5 separate regions of the Homo sapiens genome follow, and all the other regions are linked to region 2. The links are chromatin contacts, found by Hi-C or POLR2A ChIA-PET in ENCODE. All regions are on one chromosome and are shown on one strand. Each heading gives the region's core, a stretch centred on a gene start or an enhancer-like site at or near the end of the contact. The rest is flanking DNA. Distances are from core to core; before and after follow the strand shown. Region 1 holds the start of RPL35 (ribosomal protein L35). Region 2 holds the start of ZBTB43 (zinc finger and BTB domain containing 43). Region 3 holds the start of MAPKAP1 (MAPK associated protein 1). Region 4 holds the start of GOLGA1 (golgin A1). Region 5 holds the start of HSPA5-DT (HSPA5 divergent transcript).

What was found. Hi-C counts contacts between places; a loop is a spot of excess contacts on that map. ChIA-PET counts read pairs that join two places held with the same protein, here RNA polymerase II (POLR2A). Pooled maps may share reads with other maps.
Region 1: a loop to region 2 is called in a map of B cell, with 8 times the contacts of the local background. The contact joins the promoter of RPL35 here to the promoter of ZBTB43 in region 2. A Hi-C loop is called at or near these places in 2 of 168 maps with a recorded cell type or tissue (B cell and naive thymus-derived CD4-positive, alpha-beta T cell), 2 of 37 single-sample maps with no recorded cell type and 11 of 50 pooled maps. POLR2A ChIA-PET finds 5 or more read pairs at or near these places in 1 of 52 experiments (PC-9).
Region 3: a loop to region 2 is called in a pooled map, with 9 times the contacts of the local background. The contact joins the promoter of MAPKAP1 here to the promoter of ZBTB43 in region 2. A Hi-C loop is called at or near these places in 6 of 50 pooled maps.
Region 4: a loop to region 2 is called in a map of CD8-positive, alpha-beta T cell, with 12 times the contacts of the local background. The contact joins the promoter of GOLGA1 here to the promoter of ZBTB43 in region 2. A Hi-C loop is called at or near these places in 1 of 168 maps with a recorded cell type or tissue (CD8-positive, alpha-beta T cell), 2 of 37 single-sample maps with no recorded cell type and 9 of 50 pooled maps.
Region 5: a pooled map shows a loop between it and region 2 (10-fold over the local background). The contact joins the promoter of HSPA5-DT here to the promoter of ZBTB43 in region 2. A Hi-C loop is called at or near these places in 1 of 37 single-sample maps with no recorded cell type and 6 of 50 pooled maps. POLR2A ChIA-PET finds 5 or more read pairs at or near these places in 1 of 52 experiments (activated CD4-positive, alpha-beta memory T cell).

Annotation. Positions count from the first base shown.
Region 1 is chr9:124,860,674-124,863,373 of GRCh38, forward strand. It overlaps RPL35 (ribosomal protein L35), which reads right to left and starts at 1,284. Exons shown (of 4, transcript NM_007209.4): 1 at 1,237-1,284; 2 at 746-882. The coding sequence starts at 1,239. It overlaps ARPC5L (actin related protein 2/3 complex subunit 5 like), which reads left to right and starts at 1,457. Exons shown (of 6, transcript NM_030978.3): 1 at 1,457-1,725. RefSeq lists enhancers at 785-1,408, 844-893, 934-1,043, 1,484-1,703 and a silencer at 1,194-1,463.
Region 2 is chr9:126,803,761-126,806,460 of GRCh38, forward strand. ZBTB43 (zinc finger and BTB domain containing 43) reads left to right here and starts at 1,280. Exons shown (of 3, transcript NM_014007.4): 1 at 1,280-1,372. RefSeq lists a silencer at 895-944 and enhancers at 1,006-1,507, 1,575-1,634, 2,045-2,154, 2,305-2,454.
Region 3 is chr9:125,705,918-125,708,617 of GRCh38, forward strand. MAPKAP1 (MAPK associated protein 1) reads right to left here and starts at 1,291. Exons shown (of 12, transcript NM_001006617.3): 1 at 1,054-1,291. RefSeq lists silencers at 995-1,224, 1,335-1,504 and enhancers at 1,213-1,507, 1,505-1,664.
Region 4 is chr9:124,939,722-124,942,421 of GRCh38, forward strand. It overlaps GOLGA1 (golgin A1), which reads right to left and starts at 1,362. Exons shown (of 23, transcript NM_002077.4): 1 at 1,250-1,362; 2 at 385-434. RefSeq lists enhancers at 954-1,454, 1,455-1,955 and silencers at 1,037-1,406, 1,737-1,796.
Region 5 is chr9:125,240,329-125,243,028 of GRCh38, forward strand. It overlaps HSPA5-DT (HSPA5 divergent transcript), which reads left to right and starts at 1,328. Exons shown (of 3, transcript NR_186826.1): 1 at 1,328-1,735. It overlaps HSPA5 (heat shock protein family A (Hsp70) member 5), which reads right to left and starts at 1,015. Exons shown (of 8, transcript NM_005347.5): 1 at 677-1,015; 2 at 348-579. The coding sequence starts at 798. RefSeq lists enhancers at 424-503, 645-1,149, 1,042-1,336, 1,150-1,654, 1,304-1,613.

The DNA of each region.
Region 1 (2,700 bases), core at 34-2,533, 1.9 Mb before region 2:
AAGCAAACAACGAGCCAGGGAGAAGTTATTTGTAGTCATGTCAGGATGAGGGAGTCACCTAGTAGACAGCTGGTCAACATGGTTTTTGAGGATTCAGTGTGCAACTGTGCTTGTCCAATCCTCCCACCCCTGCCTCTACTAAGGTTGTTTGGGGGCAAAGAGGGCAACCACCATTTTTTTTTTTTGGAGACAGGGTCTCACCTGTCAACCAGACTGAAGAGCAGTGGCCCCATCATAGCCTCCCAACTCCTGGGCTCAAGTGATCCTCCTGCCTCAGCCTCCAGAGTAGCTGGGACTACAGGCCTGTACCACCACACCCATCTAATTTTTTTTTGAGAAGTGGACTTTGTACCCAGGTTGATGAACTCCAAACCCATGTTCCTTTCACAAGTCTCCCGCACTCTTAGCCATGTAAAATAACTTACGCTGCCACTCCAGGGTGCAAGCCACCCACCTGCCAAGGGGGTTAAAAACTCAAGTGTTGGTGGGAAGCGGAAGGAAGGGGTCCGGGTAGGCTTTGAAGGCAGCATTAAGATGGGTCTCCGGGGATGCATTCCAGGCACAAGGACCGCAAGGTCAAGGCAGGTAAGAGGCTAAGCACACAACGGGTCTCCCATGCGCGCCAGGATGCACGGAGTGGGCATCTAAGCGGCCAGCTCCTTAAGCCAACTTTGAAATCCTCCGACGATCCCGATGCACACGTGCTCCCCACCCACGAGGGCTGTGATCCGGCCGCCTCACTTACATCTTAGAGAGCTTGGAGGCCGCACCGCCTGTCACTTTGGCGACGCGCAGCTGGGACAGCTCCACCTTCAGGTCGTCCAGCTGTTTCAGCAGCTCCTCCTTCTTCTTCCCGCGAAGATCTCGAGCCTTGATCTTGGCCTGCGCGCAAGAGAGAGTGTGCCTCAGCCAGGCCGCGGGGCCATATCCCCTTCACCTGCGTGGCCAGCCCCCAAAGGCGCGCGACTCGCCATCGACTACGAGTGCGCCGGAGCCCCAACCAGGGCTCAGGACAGTCTCCCTCGCCGGCCGTGCCTTGGGCAGAGTAACCCAGGCCCGGGCCGCGCGCCTCTCCCGGCGCCAAGCGAAGAGGCGGGTTGTGGTGGCGCCAGACCATTCTGCGCGGCGCCCCACAGGCCTAGGTGGCAGATAGAATCCGCGGGCTCAGCCCGCACCGCCTTCCCCAACCCCCGCGCCTCACAGCGCTCGGATGGCGCCCGATTCCGCAGCTCTCACCATTGCTGCACAAGCCGCCAACGCCGCCGCCCGCTCCGAGGGAAAGAGGAAGTAGGCGGGGCTGACCTCCGCAACTACTGCCGGGTGGCGGCGGGCGCGGCCAATGGCGCCGCAGCGGGGGAGCCCCGGCTCCGCCTCATCTCCCCCGCCCCCGAGGAACGCCGTGGTACTGCCCGCCCCGCCTGGTAGGGCCGGAGCCCCGCCTTGTAGTGCTCGCCTCATTCACGGCACCCCTGATAGCGAGGTCGGCGTCACGGTGTAGGCGCGCAGTTGGGGAAACCGAGGCCCAACGTGGGCGGCAGCTACCAGAGATGGCACACGGAGGACTCAAATTCGTCCATTCAGTCATTCGTTCATTCATTCCTTCGGGAAACCTTGCAGATCTCCCAATCTGGGCAACTCTGAGCTGGGCGCCAGTAGTCTGGGGGTGCTGACGGGAGGAGGGGCCAGAGTTTTCAAAGACGATTAACCGAGGCTCACGTCGCGGAGGAATTTAAAGCGCGAGATGGACGGGAGGGGCGGGCTCAGGCAGTTATAATCCAACTCCATAAAGGTTCTGGGGAGGCAGTATATGGAACTGCAAAGAGCATTTACACCTTTTTTTTTTTTTTTTTTTTTGAGACAGAGCTTCATTCTGTCGCCCAGGGTGCCAGGCTGGAGTGCAGTGTCGCGATCTCGGCTTACTGCAACCTCCGCCTCCCGGGTTCAGCGATTCTCCTGCCCCAGCCTCCCGAGTAGCTGAGTAGCTGGGATTACAGGCATGCACCACCACGCCTGGCTAATTTTTTGTATTTTTAGTAGAGACGGGGTTTCGCCATGTTGCCCAGGCTGATCTTGAACTCCTCAGCTCAGGTGATCCCCTCGCCTCGGCCTCCCAAAGTGCTGGGATTACAGGCGTGAGCCACCACGCCTGGCCCCAGCCTTTATTTATTTTTTTTATTTTTTAATTTTTTTTTTCAGACAGGGTCTCGCTCTGTCACCCTGGCTGGAAGGCATGGCGCGCTCTCCGCCCACCAAAACCTCCGCTTCCCGGGTTCAAGCAGCCCTCCCACCTCAGTCTCCCGAGTAGCTGAAACTACAGGCACAAGCCACCAGGCCTGGCTAATTTGTTTATTTTTTGTAGAGCTGTTGCCCAGGGTGGTCTCCTGGGCTCAAGCAATCCGCCCTCCTCGGCCTCCCAGAGTGCCTAGGATTACAGGGGTTAGCCACCTCGCCTGGCCATACAGCCTTTTTTATTTTTATTTTATTTTTTATATATTTTTTGAGATGGAGTCTGGCTCTGTCGCCTAGGCTGGAGTGCAGTGGCGCGATCTCGGCTCACTGCAACCTCCACCTCCCGGGTTCAAGAGATTCTCCTGCCTTGGCCTCCCCAGTAACTGGGACTACAGGTGTGTGCCACTACACCCAGCTAAATTTTTGTATTTTTAGTAGAGACAAGGTTTAGCCAGGCTGGTCTCAAACCCC
Region 2 (2,700 bases), core at 30-2,529:
AGCATACATGTTTGAAGTAGAATCTTTGACAAGCTGTTCTGCATCCACTCCCATTTCTGTGCTTCCATATTTGTTTTCTTTCATTTTGTTTTCTAGAAAAAAAAATTTTTTTGGTAGAATTCTCTAGGAAAGCTACACTCCTGTGTCCTAGGGCCCAACAACAAGCAAGACAGGCATAACAGCTGGGAAACCAATCAGCTTAAACTGAGACAGACAATATCAAACAGGCATGTCAGGCCCCACGAGAACATCCACCCTAAATCCAGAAGGCATTATGACCACATCGCTTCAGCTGCCTGGATTTCAGGTATAAATTAGTTCTTCTACAAAGAGGGCACTTGGTCTGTAAACGGGTCCAAAGGTAAGAGTCCCACCGCTAAAGACCTATCTCTCTTCTACACTAACATGGGGGGGCAGTGGGGAAGAAAGGGGCGAGAAGAGGTATGGAGGTTTTGGGAGGGAGTGGGAGAATTGGAGGCTAGAGAGATCGTTTCTGTCCCACCATCTGTGTGACCCCAGTGCCCAGCACAATGCAGCCCACGGAAAGGCACTGGTCCTTTCATTGACCATTTACTGAGCATCTACTACATGCCAAAAAGCGAGATGGGTGCTGTGAAGGCAGAAACGGATTTGGAGATAATCTCCGCCAGGCATACTGAGGTCAAGGTTTTCGTTCGTTTGTTTAGAGAAGAGACGGAGAAGGTCAAGGTGTTTTTGTTTGTTTTGTTGTTGTTGTTGTTGTTGTTTAAGAGTCTTGCTCTGTGCTCAGGCTGGAGTGCAGCGGCGTGATCTCGGCTCACTGCAACCTCTGCCTCACGGGTTCAGGCAATTCTCCTGTCTCAGCTTCCCAAGTAGCTGGGATTACAGGCGCGCGCAACCACGCTCAGCTAATTTTTGTATGTTTTGTAGAGACAGGGTTTCACCATGTTGGCCAGGATGGTCTCGAACTCCTAGCCTCAAGCGATCATCCCCTCTCGGCCTCCCAAAGTGCAGGGATTACAGACGTGGGCTACCGCGCCTGGCCTATGCCAAGGTTTCAAGAAGGTTTAGAACTCAGTATCTGCTCCCCTATTTTCAACAGCGTAGTCAGTCCCTAAAATTGACCCGCTCCAGAGTGTACTGCGCAGGCGCCCGCTACCTCCGCGCTCTCTCCCGACGCCCAGCTCAGACGGTAAGTCCCGCATGCGCACTCCGCTTTCTCTCTGACGCACCCCCGGAAGCACTGTCAGTTTCGGGGGGCGGGACCGGGAAGCGTTTCCGGGGGCTGAAGGCACAGGCTGAATCTGTTGCGGCAGCTGAGGCTACAACAGGCCTGCGCCGGCGGCAGAGAGGATATCTTGGGCGGGGGATGTGAGCGCTGAGCCCTTGGCAGGTACTGCGTGGCCAGGACCACGGGCGGCAAGGGTAGGGGAGGAGAAGTCGGTGGGGGAGTTAAGGGCTCCTCAGCAGGCCCCGACGCTCGCGCCGCTGGCCCCGCCAGGCCCATTCCGTGGACCGGCATACCAAAGCCCCGCGCGGGAGGTTGGGGTCCCGGCGCTCCAGCTCCGAATCCCGCAGTCTTCTGCCCACACGGCGCGCAGACCGCGATACCGAGGCCTTTGGGGCAGCTTCTCGCCCAAGGTCACCCTCGCGGCGGCGGAGCTCCGCCGGCCACAGCGCTTAGAGATCCCGCCCCCGTCCGTCCGCTGGCCTTTCGGGGCGTAGGGTGGGCGCGGCTTGACGACCTCGGGTTCGAGCCACCAATGCCTGAGGCCTGACGAGCCGAGCTGGGAGAAAGACTGCGCCTGGACTTAGCTGATCTTCTGTTTAAGTAAAACATTCAGCATCCCCTGTTGCTGTCTCTGTCACCTGTTGTAACCTGCCCTTTTTGTCTTTCAGCTAGGTCGCTGTCAACCTGATATTTCTCTCCACTTTGTCTTTGTCGGGGTATCTGGATCCTGTTTTATATCTGTCTCCACCTTGCTTCTGTGTCTGTTCACCCTGTCTCTGCCACTCAGCCCTTACTCTAATTCAGGGCCTGTCAGTCTGGCTTTTTGGCCATCTGTCTGTTTCTCTCTTTCTGCCAACTTTGTTTTTGCCTCTTGTCTCTCTTTCCTGAGTTTGGGTGGGGCAGGGCTGCCCAGACCTCTGAGCCATGGAAGGTGACTCATGACCCCGTGAAGTTCCCTGCACTGGTGACACTCTCAGTGACTCGACCGCAGTTTGGCCTCAACTCTGACAGGTGTCGCCCAACATAAGTGTCAGAGTGCAGGAGAGCCTGTCAGGGAGACAGGAGGCCCATTTTAGGGCCAGAGCAGCTTGATGAGTCCTCTCCTTTTCTCGCCTGTGGTTTCTCAGGCCTGCACAGCTTCCCAAATGCCTTCGCTCTATCCACTCACCACAGGATGGTCTCCAGGGATCTCTGGAGCCTGCTCTTTGAGTTACAGCTGTTTAACAGGCCTGTCTACAGGCTAAGAAAGGATCAGACTGAGGTCTTTGGGGCTACTGGAACAGTAGCAGGGTTTCTGGGATAACTGCATGCTTAGTTCAGAGATTGTGTCAGCATTTTCAGTTAAATTATAAGAAACCTAATAATTGGGAATTTATTATTTGCTTTATAAAAGCACCACGGGAGAAATAAACCACACACAAAAGGACAAATGTTGTTTGAGAGCACTTAAATGAAGTACCTAGAATAAACCAATTAAGAGACGGAAAGTA
Region 3 (2,700 bases), core at 41-2,540, 1.1 Mb before region 2:
CTTTTCAAGCATAACTGGAAAGGTAACCAGGAGCCAGATTAGGAGATGTAAGGGGGTGTAAGTGCAGTCTGGGACACACAGTAGTTGAAGGTAGGCATGAGCACACAGATGAATGGGAAAGGGCTACCAGCATGCCCCAAATCCCGCAGGTGTGTAAACTGAAAAACATGAAAACAATTATTGCTTCATCAAGAACTCTTTCCGTGTTTACTAGGTACCTTGTGTGGGCTCATAAAATATAAGGAATAAAACCCATATCTAGGCTTCTGCTCAAGTGGGTTTTAACATTACGGATCCACCTCTCCTGCTTGTCAGAGAATGAGAACGCTGCTTTTTTTAAACCAATGGGTCTCCATTTGACTCTTCACACCTGGGAAAGTTTTGAACTTTGCCGATTTGGGTTTATAACAACATGGTGCTTTGTACAGTGCCAGGTACTGTGGTGGGCTTCCAAAGTGACTTTCATTCATTCAAAAGGAAGTTTTAACCAATTTCTGAGTCAATTTGGGGGTCTCTGGTTAAAGTCATAATCTTGTTTACGCTACAATCTCTTTTTCCCAGCCTTAAACAAATCTAAATGACTCCTTGCCACTCCCATAAACAAAGAATGAATCAAAGTTCCAGCAGCACTGTAGCTAGAAAAAAGTCTGTAAGGCTGTTAACCTCTTTAAGGGGGAGGGGGAGAAGGGACGCAAGGAAACAAGGACCACACAGTCAATGCTTGAAAACCTTGATTTTCACATTATGAAGACCAGGGCACCTAGATATTGCCAAGTGCAGGCCCAGAAACTGCCGGAGTCAACTACACCCCCCACCCCCACACTACCAGGTCAGCTGGCTTCTTTTCCCCTAAACCACACACCCGCCTCAGACTCCTGACAGCCTCCAGTTCTGGAAATGGCCAGGAAACGAACGCGCCCGGGCCACCTGAACAAGGGCCCGGCAGGCGGCCCGCCGGGCAGCGCTGAAACTGGAGGGGTGAGAGGGCCGCCAGGTGGGCAAGCTGGTGGGCTGACGGACGGGCGGGGAGCTGGCGGCTGGGGCAACCTTTACCTGAAGCTGCTTCCACACTACGGGCCGGGTCGGCCCCGGGACACGTTCCTGAGGGGAGGGCCCGGCTCCCCCACGCCTCCCGGCCCCTGCCCCGAGCTCTGCACTCTCGGGATCCACGGGGACCGGCGCTCCTCCCGGCCCGCTCAGCTGCCGCTTCCCGGGTTAGCCCTCATGCCCCTGCTGCTCGCCGCCGCCGGCCGGCCGAGCAGCAGCCCTATTACCCCGAGCCGCACACGACCCGGAACCACACCCCGGCGTTCCGGAAGTCCCCGACCGGGAAGGAGCCTCTGGCTGGGGACGTAGTGCGCAAGCCCCAGAGCTGAAAGCAAGGAGCGGTAGCTTCCCGCGGGGCGGGGCCGGGAGGGAGGCCGGGCGCATGCGCGCCGCTTCTCCAGTGCAGGGAAAGGCCTGGGTCGGAGACTGAGTTCTGGCAAGATGCGCCAGTGCCTGGACTTGCCTTGAGCAGGAATCAGTGTTAGGCTTCTCCATCGAATCTTCTTTCTCCCCATTTCCACGGAGAAAAGCCCTTAGTTCGTCCAGAAATGAGTGATGAGGCAGCTCAGCCTCTCTGAGAAAGACCTGGGTTCAAATGCCAGCTCTTATAACTTGCTGTGTGTCCTAGGATGTGACACTTCTCTCTGAGCCTCGGGTTTTCCCATCCAGGGCAATAGTTTCAACTTTAGAGTATATTGCTGTGGGAATCGAATGGGATGATGCTTGAAAAACACCCAGCATAGTGCCTGACACATAGTAAACATGCAGTCAATGTTAGTTATTTCTCTTATTATAATATCTGTAATATGGAGGTGACAATAATCTTCCTCAAGCCCTGCTGGGAGGTTTCCAGGAGATGTAGGAGGACTGGCACAGGGCAGAAGTTCAGTGTGTCTCATGCTGCTCCCTTCCTCTCTCACGGAGGAAATCAGTAGAGAAAGCCACGATGAAGGGGGAAAAAGGATTCAGGGAGTGCAGTGAGAGTGGTTCTCCCACCTGAAAGATGCTTGGGGAAGTCTCTCAAAAACGCACCTTAGCAAAAGAAAAAACTCAAGGTTGAATTTCAGCCCTGAGGGACCCCTGCCCAATTTTAAACTTATTAATAAATATGCCATGGGGCCAGGCACGGTGGCTCACACCTGTAATCCCAGCACTTTGGGAGGCCGAGGAGGGCAGATCACTTGAGATCAGGAGTTCGAGACCAGCCTGGCCAACATGGTGAAACCCTGTCTCTACTAAAAATACAAAAATTAGTCTGGCGTGGTGGTGTGCACCTGTAGTCCCAGCTACTCAGGAGACTGAGGCAGGAGAATGGCTTGAACCCGGGAGGCAGAGGTTGCAGTGACCCAAGATCAGGCCACTGCACTCCAGCCTGGGTGACAGAGACTCTGTCTCAAAACAAAAAAACAAAAAACACGGTGGGTCTACCCATGTATTTCAAATATGGTCATCCATCACTTAATGATGAGGACACAAGAAATGCATCGTTAGCTGATTTTGTGGTTGTGTAAACATCATAGACTGTACTTACACAATGTCAGAGCCTACTACACACCTAGGCTGTTTGGTATTAGCCTATTGCTTCTAGGCTGCACACCTGTACAGCATGTTACTGTACCATATACTGTAGGCAATTCTAACACAATGGTATTT
Region 4 (2,700 bases), core at 112-2,611, 1.9 Mb before region 2:
CCGGCTTATTTTATATTTTTAGTAGAGACGAGGTTTCTCCGTGTTGGTCAGGCTGGTCTCAAACTCTTGACCTCAGATGATCCACCTGCATTGGCCTCCCAAAGTGCTGGGATTACAGGCATAAGCCACTGCGCCCGGCCTCACAGTTTCTTTTCTTAAGAATGTTTGACATGATATTCAAAGTAAGATTCAAAAACCTTTTCCTCCTAATGGTGTATAAAACACTAATATTCTGGTTCCAACCTTAACTTTCCATGTTTTGTGGAGGATACCTAAGCTCTGCTCTGAGATACACAAATGCCATCTTACCACTTCAGATCCTCCATTAAGGCTGTACAATTCTTCAGAAACTTTACTTTCAATGTGTGTAAACCACTTACTCACCTGGCTTATCTACTAGATTTAAAACAGCTTGGAGGTCAAAGCATTCTGTCCTGCATGAAGACAAAGATAAAATGCATTGGGTATTTCTTTTCAAGTGTATGGCCAAAATGTTGGGTGGGGATAGGGGGAAGAAGTGAAGGAAGAGGAGGGGCAGAAGAAGGATTAAAGGGGGTAAGAAAACCTGTCACAACTCTCAATGGGATACCCTCCCTAACCCTGATCTCCTATGAAATTGTTTTTTGCCTAAGAGCTTCACTTACAAGCGCATAGAACAGAATTGATCACCGCAGCGGGTGCCTAAATTCACTTCTCCCTGGGAGCCCTGAGCAAAACAATTTGAATGAGGTTAAGTTTTCCTGGAGCCAGTATTTATTTCTCAGTTGATTACTACACTCACATACTGTTTACCCGGCCAGACCCTGGGCGTCTGGTCACGGATGTGCACTGACAAAAAGCAAGGCAAAATTGGGTAAAGACAGATGTCTAACCCCCAGGGAGGCAGGCAGGTGCCTGCCACGGCAGTTTGGATCTCACTCCCTCAGGCTACCTCCAGCCCCGCCCGTGCTTTGGACTGTCAAAGAAAGGAAGGATCCAACATCTCTCCCATTTGACAGCAAGGAAACTGAGCCCTAGAGAGGAGGAGCGACTTGTCCAAGGTCGCGCAGGGAGGAATCCCGGAACCCTAGGCTCCAGACTCCCAGGCCGGGGCAGCCCGCCTCCGCCCCCACTCTCACCCTTTCAGCACCCCGGTGCCGCCCCCCGCCTTGGGGCTCGGGCAACCCTGACCGGGCCGCTGTGGGGACAGACCGAGGCCACTGGGAGAATAAGGGGCCTGCTCGCATTCCCGGAGTCCTGGCCCGCGCACCTGCCTCTCTCTGGGAAGCCAGCAAAGCCCCGCCTCCCGGGCCTCTCGTGAGCCCCGGCCCGCGTCACCAACCCCCACCGCCCAGCCGGCGAGCCGAGCAGCGACCCGGAACCGCACGTCTCCCAGCGCGCCGGAAGTGACTGCGCGGTGGGGGGAGGGGGTTGGTCCGACGCGCGCATGCGCCCGTGCGCGGCCTTGGCGGCTACTGTTACCACCTCTGAGCGGCGACTGGGCCGGAACGGCTGGAGTTCTCGGGTGCCCAGCCGGGCGCTCCCTCAGCCCAGTTCGCCACGTCAGCGAGCGGCCAGAGCCACAGATGATGACTGAGTCTCCGAGGCCTCTCGGTCTTTTTCTATTTTAACAGGGGCGCGTGCAGAGCGTGGTAAGTGGGAGGGGCTTCGTGTCAAAAGTAAAAGAACCCAGTCGGTGCCACAGGCCCCGCTGTGCTGTGCTGGCTACAAACCCGGCCGGGGCTGCACTGCTTGGCCAGGCGCCCCCCCGCGCCGCCCGGTCCCGCCGCACCCTAGGCAGCTGCCTTGCCACCGTGTGACCCGGGAAGTCTGCGCCTCCAGCTTCACTCACAAGCCAGTAGCTCCAGAAACTAGTCCTGGGACCTTACACCTTGAGACCAGTTTTTAGACTTTGGCGCCTGTCACCTACTGTAGATGATGCGTTTTATATCGCAACCGAGTACATAACGTCCAGCAGAACCACGTTCTTACTATGTAATGCACTTAAAAACGCTGGTGGCAGCTCACTATATTGGATTAGCTTCACCATCCGCTGCTGGGCCGTCTCCTTTCTGCTTAGGAAGGAAGTTGAAAACATCAAAAGTGCACGGCGCGCGCTTCTGTGGTCCCAGCTACTCGGAAGACCGAGGTGGGAGGATCTCTTGAGACCAGGGCTTCCAGACCAGCCTGGGCACCGTGGCGAGACTCCGTCTCTTTAAATAAATAGCAATCATGCAGGCAGTAGGAAAATAAACAAAAGAGGAAAAACTATCTTGTTCCAAGTCACAGTCCAGGCCGGGCGCGGTGGCTCACTCCTGTAATCCCCACACTTTGAGAAGCCGAGGCGGGTGGTTCACCCGAGGTCAGGAGTTCAGACCAGCCTAACATAGCGAAACCTCGTCTCTACTAAAAATACAAAATTAGCCGGGCATGGTGGCCCATGCCTGTAATCCCAATTACTTGGGAGGCTGAGGCAGGATAATCGCTTGAACCCGGGAGGTGTAGGTTGCAGTGAGTCAAGATCGCGCCATTGCACTCCAGCCTGGGCAACAAGAGCGAAACTCTATCTCAAACAAAAAGTCACGGTCCAAATCAGTACCCTAAGTCAGGTCCCTGAACTCGTCAATGCCAAGCCAGCCATTCCACCTTAAGGAACTCTGGTTCCATCCCCAGACTCAACACAAGCCCAAGAATAAGCAGATTCCACCCAATTCTTCAACA
Region 5 (2,700 bases), core at 78-2,577, 1.6 Mb before region 2:
TTTTCAGACACAGATACAATGACATCTCAAAGTTTAAAAGACCCACTACCATCCCCACAATTTGGTTTATTTTGGTCCCTTGGGGCTGCAAATTGACTAGAAATACTTCAGGGAGTATAGGTGTCTTACAAAGTTCAGTTTTAATCGGTCTTTTATTCCTAAACTATCGTAGACAGTACGACAGCAACTGTCTTAAGTTTTGTAACATACTAATAGTATTAAAGTTATTACATACATCATGTCTATAACCTTCAACTGTTGTCTCAACACTTTTCCAGAGACTTATAACTCTAAATACTCCCACCACCCACCCGTTCTCTAACTGGATGAGAAAAACCCGGTCGAACCTTGAACGGCAAGAACTTGATGTCCTGCTGCACAGACGGGTCATTCCACGTGCGGCCGATGAGCCGCTTGGCGTCAAAGACCGTGTTCTCGGGGTTGGAGGTGAGCTGGTTCTTGGCGGCATCGCCAATCAGACGTTCCCCTTCAGGAGTGAAGGCGACATAGGACGGCGTGATGCGGTTGCCCTGATCGTTGGCGATGATCTCCACGCGGCCGTTCTTGAACACGCCGACGCTGGCAGAAAAACCCGACAGAGGGACATCAGCACCGCACTTCTCACGCCAGGCCAGGCGGCCACGCCCCGTCCCCCTGCATCCGCAACCCCACTTACCAGGAGTAGGTGGTCCCCAGGTCGATGCCGACCACCGTGCCCACGTCCTCCTTCTTGTCCTCCTCCTCGGCCCGCGCCGCGCTGAGCAGCAGCAGCATCGCGGCCACCAGGGAGAGCTTCATCTTGCCAGCCAGTTGGGCAGCAGCAGGCAGTCCAGCCACAGGCCGTAGCACAGGAGCACAGCGCAATTTCCGACTTGCAGGCGGCAGGGGCCCGGGGTCACAAGGCGCCACGAACCAGGCGAAGGGCAGGTCTAGAAATACAGGCCGCGGCGCTTCCCTCTCACACTCGCGAAACACCCCAATAGGTCAATCTGTCTGTGCTGTCTTGGCCGGCGTCGACCTCACCGTCGCCTACTCGGCTTATATACCCTCCCCCAGCCCCGTCGTGGAGGCCGCCGATTGGTGAAGGCCCTGCTCGTTGGAGGCCGTTCATTGGCCCAGGCCACCAAGCTGGCCGCCGCCGATTCGAAGCGGCCCCCTCCGCAATAAACGTCACTGCTCCGCCCCCCCCAGCTGATTCATTGGCTGCTATTCGTTTCTAACGTTCACCAATGGTAGATAACATCCGCCCCATCCGCTGGTCCCATTGGTTCAGCAGCTGTCTATCTCTCCTGCGACTTCTGACCCCGAGGCATTTCCGCTGGTAACCGCACAAGTCCCGCCTTCACTCCCGGCCCTAGGGGGTCGGAGTAGGTCCAGCAGGAGTGACCCCCCGGGGCTGTGGGATCTGAAACTTTTTCTTCTCTACTGCTTGTTCTCCCTTCCTCCATCCCTCACCCCGAAGCGGGAAGCAGCTTTCTCTTCCCAGCTTCCATCCAGTCTCTGAGTAGACCAGTCGCAGCTTAGATGCTGGGATCGCCTCAGAACACATTTCTTTGCCCTTCACGGCCACTACCGGTATTGGGGTATGCGAGTCTCAGGGCCGTTCGTTGCTCACAGGTCGAGCTGGTCTGGACTCTGTTCGACCACGAATCATGACTCCTTCCTGCCAGTTATGTCCCCTCCGCACCCTTGCCCAGCCATTTTACCAGGCCTCTCCACATTGCGCTGCCCCACGGTAAGTCGCAGGACAAGCCCGGCCAAAGGAATTGCCTCCAGCTCTGAGTCCCCTCCCTACTGTGGCAACCCACTCCAGTGCCAGCCCTCCCACACTGGATGTCTAATTTTTCTAGCTTGCCACCCTTTACTTTCCCCTCCGCTGCCCATCCTTTCCCTCTGGGGCAAAGGTTATCATTTACGGGGCTTTCTCCATCCTTTATTGTTGATACTTTTCTACCTTCATTCCAGGAAAAGGTCTGATGTACACGCAGACAACACATTTGATAGGCGAAAATCGTCTTGATAATGCCTTATTCTTATATAACATCCTGTTGCAAAAAATAATAGAGACCACTATTTGCTGAAAGCCTACCGTGGATTAAGCATTGTTCAGTGTGCTTTTCATGTGTCATTTAGTCTTGACAGTTCAATACTCGGTAGGCATTTCCCGTTTTCCAGATGAGGACATTGAAACTGAAAAAGATTAAATAACTAAACAAGTCACAGAGCTGGTGAGTGATGGAGTTAGGATTGATAACCAGGTGGAGTTCACTCTATTGCCAATACTTTTTTTTTTTTCAAGACGGAGTATCACTCTGTCACGCCCAGGCTGGAGTTCAGTAGTGCAATCTCAGCTCACTGCAACCTCCGCTTCCGGGGTTCAAGCGATTCTCCTGCCTCAGCCTCCTGAGTAGCTGGGATTACAGGCACGCACCACCATGCCTGGCTAATTTTTTTTTTTTTTTTTTTGTGGAGATGAGGTTTCACCATTTTAGCCAGGCTGGTTTCGAACTCCCAACCTCAAGCGATCTGCCCACCTCGGCCTCCCAAAGTGCTGGGATTACAGGTGTGAGACACTGTGCCTGATCTCTTAACTTTAAAACAAAAAATTCATCTGTGGCCGGGCGTGGTGGCTCACGCCTGTAATCCCAACACTTTGGGAGGCCGAGGTGGGCGGATCACGGGGTCAGGAGATCAAGACCA